Regions from separate parts of the Homo sapiens genome. Here regions 2 and 3 are each linked to region 1. The links are chromatin loops, found by intact Hi-C in ENCODE. Cell type or tissue: sigmoid colon. All regions are shown on one strand. Links, peaks and the distances in the headings refer to the core of each region. The heading gives the core; the rest is flanking DNA.

Evidence for each region. Peaks named below come from ENCODE experiments on the same cell type or tissue, not always from the same donor. Only the 100,000 strongest peaks of a DNase experiment are listed, where the experiment ranks them.
Region 2: it touches region 1 in a loop (4-fold over the local background); 12 of 110 quality-filtered maps call a loop at or near these places.
Region 3: it touches region 1 in a loop (3-fold over the local background); 2 of 110 quality-filtered maps call a loop at or near these places.

The regions. Positions count from the first base shown.
Region 1 is chr15:99,211,359-99,215,055 of GRCh38, reverse strand. All of the region lies in intron 8 of TTC23 (tetratricopeptide repeat domain 23), which reads left to right. Among named protein-coding and RNA genes, the nearest start is that of TTC23, 36 kb to the left of the region's middle. RefSeq lists an enhancer at 286-786 and a silencer at 2,866-3,066. In sigmoid colon, for the core only: a CTCF peak has its summit at 1,665 (motif pointing right); DNase peaks (open chromatin) are centred at 1,655 and 2,445.
Region 2 is chr15:99,122,001-99,125,697 of GRCh38, reverse strand. All of the region lies in intron 2 of SYNM (synemin), which reads right to left. Among named protein-coding and RNA genes, the nearest start is that of TTC23-AS1, 15 kb to the left of the region's middle. In sigmoid colon, for the core only: no CTCF peak of the experiment used is centred there; DNase peaks (open chromatin) are centred at 437, 857, 1,877 and 2,496; H3K4me3 peaks cover 2,302 bases; H3K27ac peaks cover 1,029 bases.
Region 3 is chr15:98,944,942-98,948,638 of GRCh38, reverse strand. It overlaps IGF1R (insulin like growth factor 1 receptor), which reads right to left. Exons shown (of 21, transcript NM_000875.5): 20 at 1-65. Among named protein-coding and RNA genes, the nearest start is that of PGPEP1L, 61 kb to the left of the region's middle. In sigmoid colon, for the core only: no CTCF peak of the experiment used is centred there; a DNase peak (open chromatin) is centred at 1,848; H3K27ac peaks cover 177 bases.

The DNA of each region.
Region 1 (3,697 bases), core at 625-3,124:
GGCGAGACCCTGTCTCTACTAAAAATACAAAAATTAGCTGGGCCTGATGGTGGGCACCTGTAATCCCAGCTACTCGGGAGGCTGAGGCAGGAGAATTGCTTGAACCCGAGAGGCAGAGGTTGCTGTGAGCCAAGATCGCGCCATTGCACTCCAGCCTGGGCAACAAGAGAGAAACTCCATCTCAAAAAAAAAAAAAAAAAAAAGGAGAAAAGAAAGATGGGCAGGAAACTTTTCCCAAAAAAAGAACACCCGCATAGCAAATAAACCTATCAAAAGGTGTTCCACCTTATCAGTTATCAGAAAATGAAAACTAGAATCATAAGATATGGCTGGGTGTGGTGGCTCACACCTGTAATCCCAGCGCTTTGAGAGGCTGAGGTGGAAGAATAGCTTGAGCCCTGGAGCTCAAGACCAGCCTAGGCAAGATGGGGAGACCCCCATCTCTACAAAAATATTTTTTAATTTATCCAAGTGTGGTGGTGCTCACCTATAGTCCTAGCTACTCAGGAGACTGAGGTGGGAGGATCTCTTTTTTTTTTTTTTTTTTTGAGATGCAGTCTCACTCTGTCACCCAGGCTGGAGTGCAATGGCGCGATCTCGGCTCACTGCAAGTTCTACCTTCCCGGGTTCACGCCATTCTCCTGCCTCAGCTCCCGAGTAGTGGGGACTACAGGCACCCACCACCACGCCTGGCTAATTTTTTGTATTTTTTAGTAGAGACGGTGTTTCACCGTGTTAGCCAGGATGGTCTCGATCTCTTGACCTTGTGATGTGCCCACCTCGGCCTCCCAAAGTGCTGGGATTACAGGCGTGAGCCACCGCACCCGGCCGGGAGGATCTCTTGAGCCCAGGAATTTGAGTTTGCAGTGAGCTGTGCAACACCACTGCACTCCAGCCTGGATGACAAAGCAAAACTCTGTCTCTTTAAATAAATAAATAAATAAGATACTCTTACATTCCCACTAGAATGGCTAAAAAAATTTTAAGACTACTAATAGCAAACATTTGGAAGGATGTGATTCTCTGATATGCTCTCTCATATACCATTGTTTCAAATATATTTGGTGTAACTACTTTAGAAAACTATTTGGCATTGTCTCCTAAATTTAAACATTTGCATACCTTTTGACCCAGCAGTATCACTACTAAATTATACACCCAATAGAAATGCATGCATGTTTTCACCAAAAGACATAGCCAAGAATATTCAAAGCTACATTATTTGTAATAGCCAAGAGTTGGAAACAGCCTAAATGTTCACCAAAAGTAAAACAGAAAAAATGTGATGTTAATATAAATAAAATGATTAAAACTACTCCTATGCTTAACAGCATGAATGGCTCTCACAATGTGTAGTGAAAGAAGCCAGATGCAAAAGAATCATACTGTACAATTCCATTTATATAACTGGAGGAGGAAGAAGGTTGTTAGTGACTGGGAAGGCTTTACCAGTCCAGAATCCCTTCCTGCCAGAAATTAGGTATTCTGTCTTATAAGATAGGAAATACACAATTCAGAGCTCCAAGATATAATATTTGTTGCATCTGTTGAGACCTAATATATCAGTATTTAACATTGAGCAGTGTTGCTATAAAAAAGAGTAAATGATCCTCTGGCACCTCCTCTGAGTGCTTTCCAAATTAGCAACACCAAGCCTTGCCAGCAGATGGCGGGCCCTGTACACATCTAGGCTGAATAGCCAACAAGAATTTAAGTTAATATTCCAGACTATTCTACAAAGTTACTTTTGTGTTTAGCCAAGTTGTTTCAAACTTTGCTACTTCTTTTCATCCTAATTCTTCACCCTGATATAATCACCACAATGTGCATGTTTAAACTGTATAATTTTCATTCAATTACTTTGCTTCATTTCCTTATTGAAATGTATTTTGTCCAAATTTATCTGCTTTAGAAATTAACAAGGTGTTTTGGATTTATGCACTTCTGTAGGTAAGCTTGAACCATGAGGGCCTTTTCTTTTGCCAGGTCTTGGAAGTGGAAGGCCAAGATAATTTCTCAGGCAGCGCTCATTGGATTTATGTCCCCCCCTTTTTTTTTTTTTTTTTTTTTTGAGATAGGGTCTTACTCTGTTGCTCTGGCTGGAGTACAGTTTCACAGTGACAGCTCACGGCAGCCTTGACCTCCTGGGCTCAAGCAGTCCTCCCCTCTCAGCCTCTTGACTAGCTGGGACTACAGGCACGTGCCACTGCACCCAGCTAATTTTATTTTTTTGTAGAGACAGGGTCTTACTACTATATTGCCCAGGCTGGGCTCAAGCGATCCTCCTGTCTCGGCCTCCCAAAGTGTTAGAATTACAGGCATGAACCACTGCACTCAGTCCTATGTCCCTCTTAAAAGGATATCTTTTAGTGTATCATCTTCCTGCCCTGCCTGTCCTTTTATGGTGCCCATCGCAACAGCCCAGTGCCTTTCTCCCTGGGCTGACAGATAAGTGCCGCGGGGTGACTCATGCTCCATGCCTCCCATCCCTGACTATGGCCTGAAACTTCTCTCCTTCTTCCTCTCCTCTGTTCCGGTGCTACTTCGTACAGTAATGGTTTGTTAACTTTGGAGAGTGAATCCAAATCATGTATTCTTATGTGCACAGTTATATTTCTTTAAATCTGGTAAAGAAAGTCACTTACAAAAAGGGGCAAATTTATCCCCAGTGTTAAGAATTATTTTCTATCCTGGTTATTGATAGATGCCCAGAGAGAAATAGTTGTCTTTGTATATACAGGCATATGCCATTGCACATGCATGCACACACACACACACACACACACACACACACATCCCTCTTTAAATTATCTTTCTATGCAGCATGATGATGACCTATTGAGACTATTGCTCCAGAACATGTGATTTTCCCCCAGCTCTCTCTGACTGCTTGACATGTCCTTGAAGTCTCCCACAGCATGTCCAGCGAACACTTTGCCTGGCATGACTGTGCTGAACTAACTCAGGAATGAGTAAACACTTTTATTTCCTCAGAGCATCAACAAGACGCCTCCCAAGTATTTCTAAGCAGTGTGCCATGGTGTCATTAACAATGTAGGCTCTGGGCCGGCATGATGGCTCATGCCTGTAATCCCAACACTGGGAGGCTGAGATGGGAGGATCGCTTGAGGCCCGGAGTTCAAGACCAGCCTGGTCAACATGGTGAATCCCCATCTCTATTAAAAACAAAAAAATGTAGTCTTTGGAGTCAGAAGCCCTGGGTTCAAATCAGTGTTTGTTCAAACTTCCCAGCTGTAGAACTTGGGTAGATCTTGTGCTTCCTGGGAGCCTCACTCTCCTCTCCTGTTGAAGTGAAAATAATAAGACCTCCAGGGGTTGCTGTGAAGATTAAAAAGATATTACTTTAAAGCATCTAGGTGCATGGGAGACCCTCAGAAGCAAGAAAGCAAGAAAGAAAAGGGCAATATAATTATCATTATGATCTAATTGAACATTTTCCTTTCTGCTGTTTCATCCCAGAGGTGATTTTAAATCAGGTACTTATATCACATATTAAGGTTTTGTACTTCAAGACTGCCCTTGGTGTGCAATTTTTTTCTGCATTTTTTCCCTGTGCCTTGGGAAGGCTACATTTTGTTTTCTTTGCTCTCATGAATCATCTAAGCTAAAATCAGACAATTGTATATACTTACTTCTTCTTTTTTTTTGTTTGTTTGTTTTTTGTCTTTGAGACTCT
Region 2 (3,697 bases), core at 426-2,925, 89 kb after region 1:
ATGGCTGAGAGCTGGGCACAAAAACGGAGCAGGGTGCCCACACCCGAGCAGGGACTTGGCAGCTTGGACAAACTGCACTGAGTTGTATTTCCATCTGTTGAAACATGGTGAGCCCCATGAACACGAGAGCCCTGTGAGCAGCTGGAAGAAAGCAAAGGAGGCATGAGGCACTCTCGCGAAGGCGCACACAGCGGGCCTGCCCCGGCGCAGTGACTGCGGGATGCTTGTGTGTGGACGGGGCATGTGCAGAGGCCCGAGTCCAGAGCCCCAGCCCTTCGCTCAGGGCAGAGGCCAGGAAACAGGACACCAACCCATTAATCCCACGCCCTCATGACCAAGCATTGTAGGTTCCAGGAACGCAAACAGCTTTCACTGCTGAGAAAGTTCTGAGGTCTATATAATCAGAGGAACATTCGGGGTAAAAGCCAGGCCCCAAGGCTCTGCACCCCAGGATGACGGCAGCAGAAGGGGTGGCGTCCTGCAGCTGAGGAGCCAGGGCAGGGCGTGGGGAGAAAGACTAGGTTCTAGTTCAGATCCTCCCGGCCTGGCTCAGCTGTGAACCTCGGGTACCACGGGGCCTCTCCCTTGAGCTGCCCAAGTTAGAACGGAAGGTATGTTGCTGTCCAGGGAAAAATACGTCTTCCCCACCCTCCAAAGGGAATGCATCTGCTCCTCTTCCAGAATTCCAAAGCATCACCAAACCTTCATAGAGTTCAGGACCCACACGAAACAGGCACCAGCCCTGCGTGGGGCTTCTGGCTGGGTTCAGGGGACAAGATACAGCCCCACAGCTTCCCCTTTCTAGGCCTTTACCATCCCTGGCTGACACTGAGCACCAGGCATTGTGGTCACTCATGTACTTACACCGTCGAAGCCACCCCCAACACAGGGCCTGTGGCTGCATCCTCGCTCTAGAGGTGAGAAGACTGGGGTGCAGAGACAGCGTCTTGGTCAAGGGCATACGGCTCACCAGTAAAGAGAAAAATGCAAACCCAGGCAGCCTGAGCTCTCAGCCCCCTCCCCTGCGATACCACTAGGCCTCCCAGTGAGGCCAGAGACCATGGTATTGCACACAAATTTCAGAAAGCACAAATCCTACAGATAGACCCTCCGGGCCATATTAATGAAAATAAATTCTCTTGGTGATTTCATCCAAAATGGCCCTGCAGAGCTCTCCTATAAGTAAGAAGCTCCTGCTGGAGAAGGAGCTATCCCTCATCTGTGTCCCTTCTCAATGGCCGGATCCTAGCAGGCAGCGACACATGTCACCTTTACTATCTGTGAGCACCCGGCTGGGCACTGGCCATTGAGTTCATGCTTTGGGTAGCACATCCAGCCCAATGGCAGCCACCCTCCTTCCGCACAGCCCCAGGACTACACGGCGAAAGCATCAACAAGACTCTGAGGAGAAGCCAGAAACCACGACTTCCTCTAAAGCTCTGCAAGGGACATTTTTAAGGAATAGGTTCGTACCACTTTAAGAAATGGGTAGCATGTTCTCTGAGGCTGCAATCAAACCTGGTTATTTTGAGAGCGGTGGAGGAAATCTGCCCCCAAGCCTCGGGGACTGTGAGAAATGCCAATCCCCTGAGTCATGGGCTATTGTGGGCATTTCACACAGCTCCACAGGTTGGTGGCCCCTTATGCAGGAAAATAAGCAAAAGTGCAAGAAAACTCAAGTCCCTGGCCTCATTAAGGAGCCCAGGACAAACCCACAGTGCAGAAGCCGGCTGTCATGTGGCCTCTGGCCAGGCGCCAGGCCCTAATGGGCCACCCGGCGTCCTGAGCAGGCTCCAAGGCAAGGCTCTCTGTCTGGGATAGATTATCCTAATGGAATTGCTGAACAATCCGCCGTGACTCAGCACCGTGGGCACAAGGCCACTGCTCTGTGCAGCCCCATAAATGAGGCACTGTCAGGATGTTCCCAGAAGCCGTGTCTGTGCGGGAGCCTGCTGGGGCCGGGGCCGGGGCCTGTGGGTGATTCACGGGGTGCTTCCTAGCAAACAGCAGGTGGAGAAGTGCAGAGAAGAAAGGGAGGCTCCGGAGCTGGAGAAGGAGCCGCAGAGCCGCCTCCCTCGACTCCTCACTGCGACAGAGGAAGCCAAGCTCCACACAGAGTGGACGCACTGCCTGGGTCACCCCAGATGCGGGCCCGTGGCTGGTCAGTCACCGGGAAGACCAGGGAACAGAAGGGAGGGGGCAGAGGGGAGTTCCATTCCCATGACCAGCAACGCCACCTGAACGGGAAAGGTGAGACCACCGGCTTCACAGGAAGGATAACAGGAGGTAACGTGGCAGTGCTGGGCCATTTCCGGGCATCGCTTCTGGGGTCAGTATTCAACCACATCCCAGAGCCATCTCTAGGTCAATACTAGAGACTGAAAAAAAAAAAAACCAGATAATCAACAGAGACAAACATCACTCATAAAACAGAGAGGAAGCAAGCGCAGGACAAAGTTCTGGAGTCAGGATGTCTGGATTCAGATCTGAGACCTGCCACTTCCTAGTTCTGTGACCCTGGCAGGCCGCTCAAACCCACTGTGACTCAGTTTCCCTATTTCTGAAATGGAGAGAACTCACAGGTTTGCAGTAGGAATTAATCAAGAAGCAGAAAGTTCTCAGAACCATGGCTGTCACAGAGTAAGAGCTCACTAAACATCAGCGATCACGTCGTCCCCACCTCCTTCTACATCCTCCAAAGAAAACTGATTTCCAGCTAACTAAAATGAGTCAACAAGGGAAGGGACTGTGGACCATCTGTATTTTATAGTTAACTGAATGTTAACTCATTTATTTGACCAGCAACCAAAGGTACTGGTCGATCCTTTCAATTATATATTCTATTTATTTATTTATGTAGAGACAGGATCTTGCTCTGTCGCCCAGGCTGGAGTGCAGTGGTGCCATCTCAGCTCACGGCAATCTCTGCCTCCTGGGCTTAGGTGATCCTCCCACCTCAGCCTCCCAAGTAGCTGGGACTACAGGCACGTGCCACCACACCCAAATAGTTGTTTTTGTATCGTTTGTAGAGATGGGGTTTCACCATGTTGCCCAGGCTGGTCTCCAACTCCTGGGCTCAAACGATCCACCTGCCTCAGCCTCCCAAAGTGCTAGGATTACAGGCGTGAGCCACCATGCCCAACTCTATTCTTACAACTACAAGATTTTTATTCACTTCAAGTATTTTATCTAGTAACTAGATAAGTCTCAGTGTTCACACATTTTTATAAGTCTTCCAAAAAAAGGTGGGAACTAACTTAAAAAAACAAAATGTACTTCTGCAAAACCTTGAGGAAACCCCTAAGAAACGTTTTCCTTTGAATAGACACGTGAAAAGGTACAGGTGGCCTAAAAAATAATGGAGCAATCAGAAATATCACTAGAATGATGAGATGTAAACATTAGGAGTCCTCTGTGTTGCTACATTAGCAGTCTACATGGAGACCAGAGACATCATATTTTTCTCCATTAAAACACGCTGCTTCTGCCAACTGGGATCAGAAAGAAGAAACAGGAAGCTTCCCATGCCCTTCCCAGCACACACAATATTTTTTGATGTTGTTGTTTCTAACCTAACCTTTTAAAAGGACTTTTGCCTGAAAGGCCCCAGGCAGTAAATAAATCTCTGCATTGCATTTTCCTATCTGCCGAGGTAAGGCCTCCTTCGATTTTTCTACTGAAAAATCATTTTGACCCA
Region 3 (3,697 bases), core at 426-2,925, 270 kb after region 1:
TGGACAAGCCCTGGTAGGGCTGCTCGGCCAGTGTGGCGATCTCCCAGAGGACGACCCCGAAGGACCTACAGGGAGAAAAAAACTGTGAGGAGCTTGGAAAGGGATGGACTGAACAATGCTGCCCCCTCCTTTCCAGCACTTCTTACATCCCGAGCAGATAAACTGTCCTTACTATGGTGACAGTGCTTGTCAGACAGCGAGCCAGGCCCTGGGCTAAGTGCGGGATATCATCCTCCCTCTGTTGCTGCTAATGTTCCCCGTAAACTAAATTCAGCCCCGGTGGTGGAGCTAAGGAAGGTGGTGAGGGCGCTTCCGGCATCCCTTGCACGGTCAGGAAGCCCCTGATCTGTGCTTTGAACGCAGAGCATACTGGGTTCAGCATCTACCTAGTCCCGGCCATTTATCTGGCAAGGCGGTATCACCTAACCTGGCTTTGACCCAAAAAGAATGACATTCTTGTCCAAGCCCCAGCCTGGACATTGACTTAGTAGCCTCAAATGAGGCCTGGGACAGTCAAGCTTTACCAAGCTCCTCAGGTGATTTTTACAATCAGACAATTTTGGAAACCTCTACCCAGGTGGTTCTCACTGCCGGCTGCACAGGAGAATCTCCTGGGGAGGTTTTTAAACAGAGGGCTGGGCACCCAATAGAAACTCTGATTTGATTGGTCTGGGGTGAGGGCCTGGGACCTGGAATGTTTAGAAGATCTATAGGGATCTTGAGGTCCAGTTGGGCCAAGGGAGAAGAGAACTCCTGCTGCTCCCCCACCCACAACAGAGCTGGGGAGCTGCTGGCCTGCAGGGCCTCTGTGTCACAGGTGGGGGGACCAGGGTGGGCTGCACTGGCTGGGAGGGGGTATCATGGACAAAGAATCCTTAAGCAGAGAAGTTGGCTGAGGAATAACTTTGTAGTGAGCAATTCTGCCATATGCATGCAGCTTTGCCAGTTTAGAAGATCAAACCACTGGAAAACAAAACAGAGAGTACACACACAACTTTCAGACAGAATGTTAAAAAAGACAATGCTGGAATCTGCAAAACAAATGTGCCCTCCCAGGGCAAATTCCGTAATTCACAAATTCTCCCTGACCTGTGTGCCTTTCCATGTGGTTCACTTTGGTGGAGTAAAATAGGCTACTCATCACCAAGTAGGGGCGGGAGCAGGGTGGGGAGCAGGGATTCTAGCTGGACCTGTCCTGGGCTGCAGGTGCTGGTCAAGCCACATGGAAAAACCTGGGGCAGGAGATTTCCAACCAAGAGCTCTTGGGACCTTGACCTTGTGCCCAAGCCCACAGTGCTCCTGACTGTATGAGAACGTTTTATTCGCTGCTTCAGCTACTTTCGGTGAATCAAAGATTTTTGTACAAATTGATACTAAAAGTAGATGTTAGACAGAAATAGAATCTTAGCAATCAGAGGACAGACCAACCCAAGGTCCTTTTTAATTACAAGTGACCAAGAAATGCTGTCGTCTTCATGTTGTACAAGACACCCAGAGGCCAAAAGTGCAGTTTAGAGAGGCCTGGGCCCAGGGGAGAAGGGGCTCTCCATCAGCTTTGTGCGGGAAGCTCTGCCTTCCACAACCAGCCCAGCCATACAGGCAGCATGCCTCAGATGCCAGTGGCAGTAGTACCCACACATCTGAAATGCAGCTTGGTACAAGAAATGACTAGCTCTCCAACAACAAAAAATTAAAAATAAAATAAGAAGAAATGACTAGCTCTCTGCTTTTGCTGACTGCAGGCTGGTCTGGGAAATGGCCTGAGGATGTGGCTCCCTCCCAGACCCACTTCTCCTCTTGCCCCACGTGCCCTTCCTGGCTGTGTCAGCGGCTTGCAGGCAGCCAGTTCTCACGGCACGGCTCCCACCCTGGCCCTCCCGGCCCAACTGCTCCATTCCAAGTTCCCAGTTACTGGGCTACCCACAAACTCACTGCGTCTCACACTGAACTCCGATTTGTGCCCTGTTCTTCCCCCGGCTTCCCTGCAGCTGATGCCCATTCCACCCGAGCAGTCTGCCTGCTGTCACCCATGCCCTTGGCCTCCTCGGAGTCCCACTGCGAACTGTCCACCCAGGCTCACATCTGTCCAAGGTCTGGCACCCTCCTTCCGTCCCTCAGAGCTCCCTGAGTGTGCAGGATCCTGCTTGCCTGGCCCACCACCACCTCTCCTTTGGTTACAACATCTTGCTCAATGCAGCTGTATACTCCGGCTAACAAGAACTTCAAGCACAGCTCTAATCACCCTCTGGTTCAGAAACCTTAACAGGGCTTAAAGAATTAGTCCAGGATGCCTAATACAACAGCTGAGGCCTGTCTTGATCTCTCTGCAGCCTAAGTCCCACGAGGAAACCTCACCAACCCCACCTGCAGCAGGTGCTCCCTACTGCCATGCCTGCCCAGCATTCCCACTGCCAGGAACCCCCCACCCCTGCCCCGCCCCGCCCCGCTTCCTAGTGCTCTTTTTGTGACAATCCATACTTAGGGTGCCTACACAACTTCATCTCTTCTGTGAAGAAGATGATGCAACCCCAAACTGTCAGAATTGCCTCCTCTTCTCCACAAGACTTTATCCTTCCAGGACCAGGACGACGACGACGCTGTCATCGTCGTCATCGTCATCATCGTCATCATCATCATCCCCGCATCTTCCACACCCCCAAGAGCCTTACCATCACCCACAGGCAACGATACAGGAGGTAGCAGACCTAGCTCTCCACAAACGCTTGTCGAGGTGAACTGCAAAGCCTATCTCCTGAGCAACTCTTGTCTGAGGTCAACATCACCTGCCACTGAGGACCACTGAGTGCTAGAGTCAGTCGTCCTTCACAGCTTAATGTGACAACTGCAAGGTGTGGACACTGAACCATCTCTACACAATACCAGTTGCCACAGGAGCCATTTCAACATCTATTCAGGTACCGCAGACTTCTCGAGACAGACCTTGCCTTACAGATGGAGCAACCGAAGGCCAGAGAAGCTCTGAGGTTTAACCAAGGCCACACAGCCAGTCAGAAGCACCGAGAAATATGCAACACCTCTGTGTTTTTCAAAGCCGGTATTTTACTATGTGGTGTTGGCTCTTCATGACTTCATATAAAATCAAGTCTTCCATTTCATGGACAGATTTAATCTTCAAACAGTAGATACATGTCTCTGTGTAAAGCCCTTTCTAATTAGGAACCTTGACGTTGTTTCCCCAGGGGGAAGACCGGCGGCTGTGAGTCCCCCTGCAATGCCCGTGCTGGCTGGAGGCAGCATTCAGTAACTATACTTCCCCACACCAGGAGGGGATGGTAGCAATGGCCCACTCACCAGCAAATTAAAACCTACAGAGAAATCCACATTCCCCACAGATGGTAATTAGTCATGAAAGAAGCAAATAACCTTGGCTATTTGTGACTATTTGGAAAGCTTCTTAATAAAAAATAAAGATTATGTGTTGGGTGATCCAGATGCTCGGGAAGAAGCACAGCTCTAGGCTGTGGGGTGCAGCTCCCCAGTCCTTCGTCTGGTTTCCTCCATGCCTAGAGGGCACCCTTGTCATTTCAGAGGGACATGGTGCTACAGGGAGCTGCAGGGAGAGCAGCCACAGTGCCCAAGGGCCTGGGAATGAAGTCCTGGAAGACAGCAGGAAACTTGGAGGTGTTCTGGCTAGAACAGACACACCTCTTCGATGACTCCTAGACCTATCTTATCA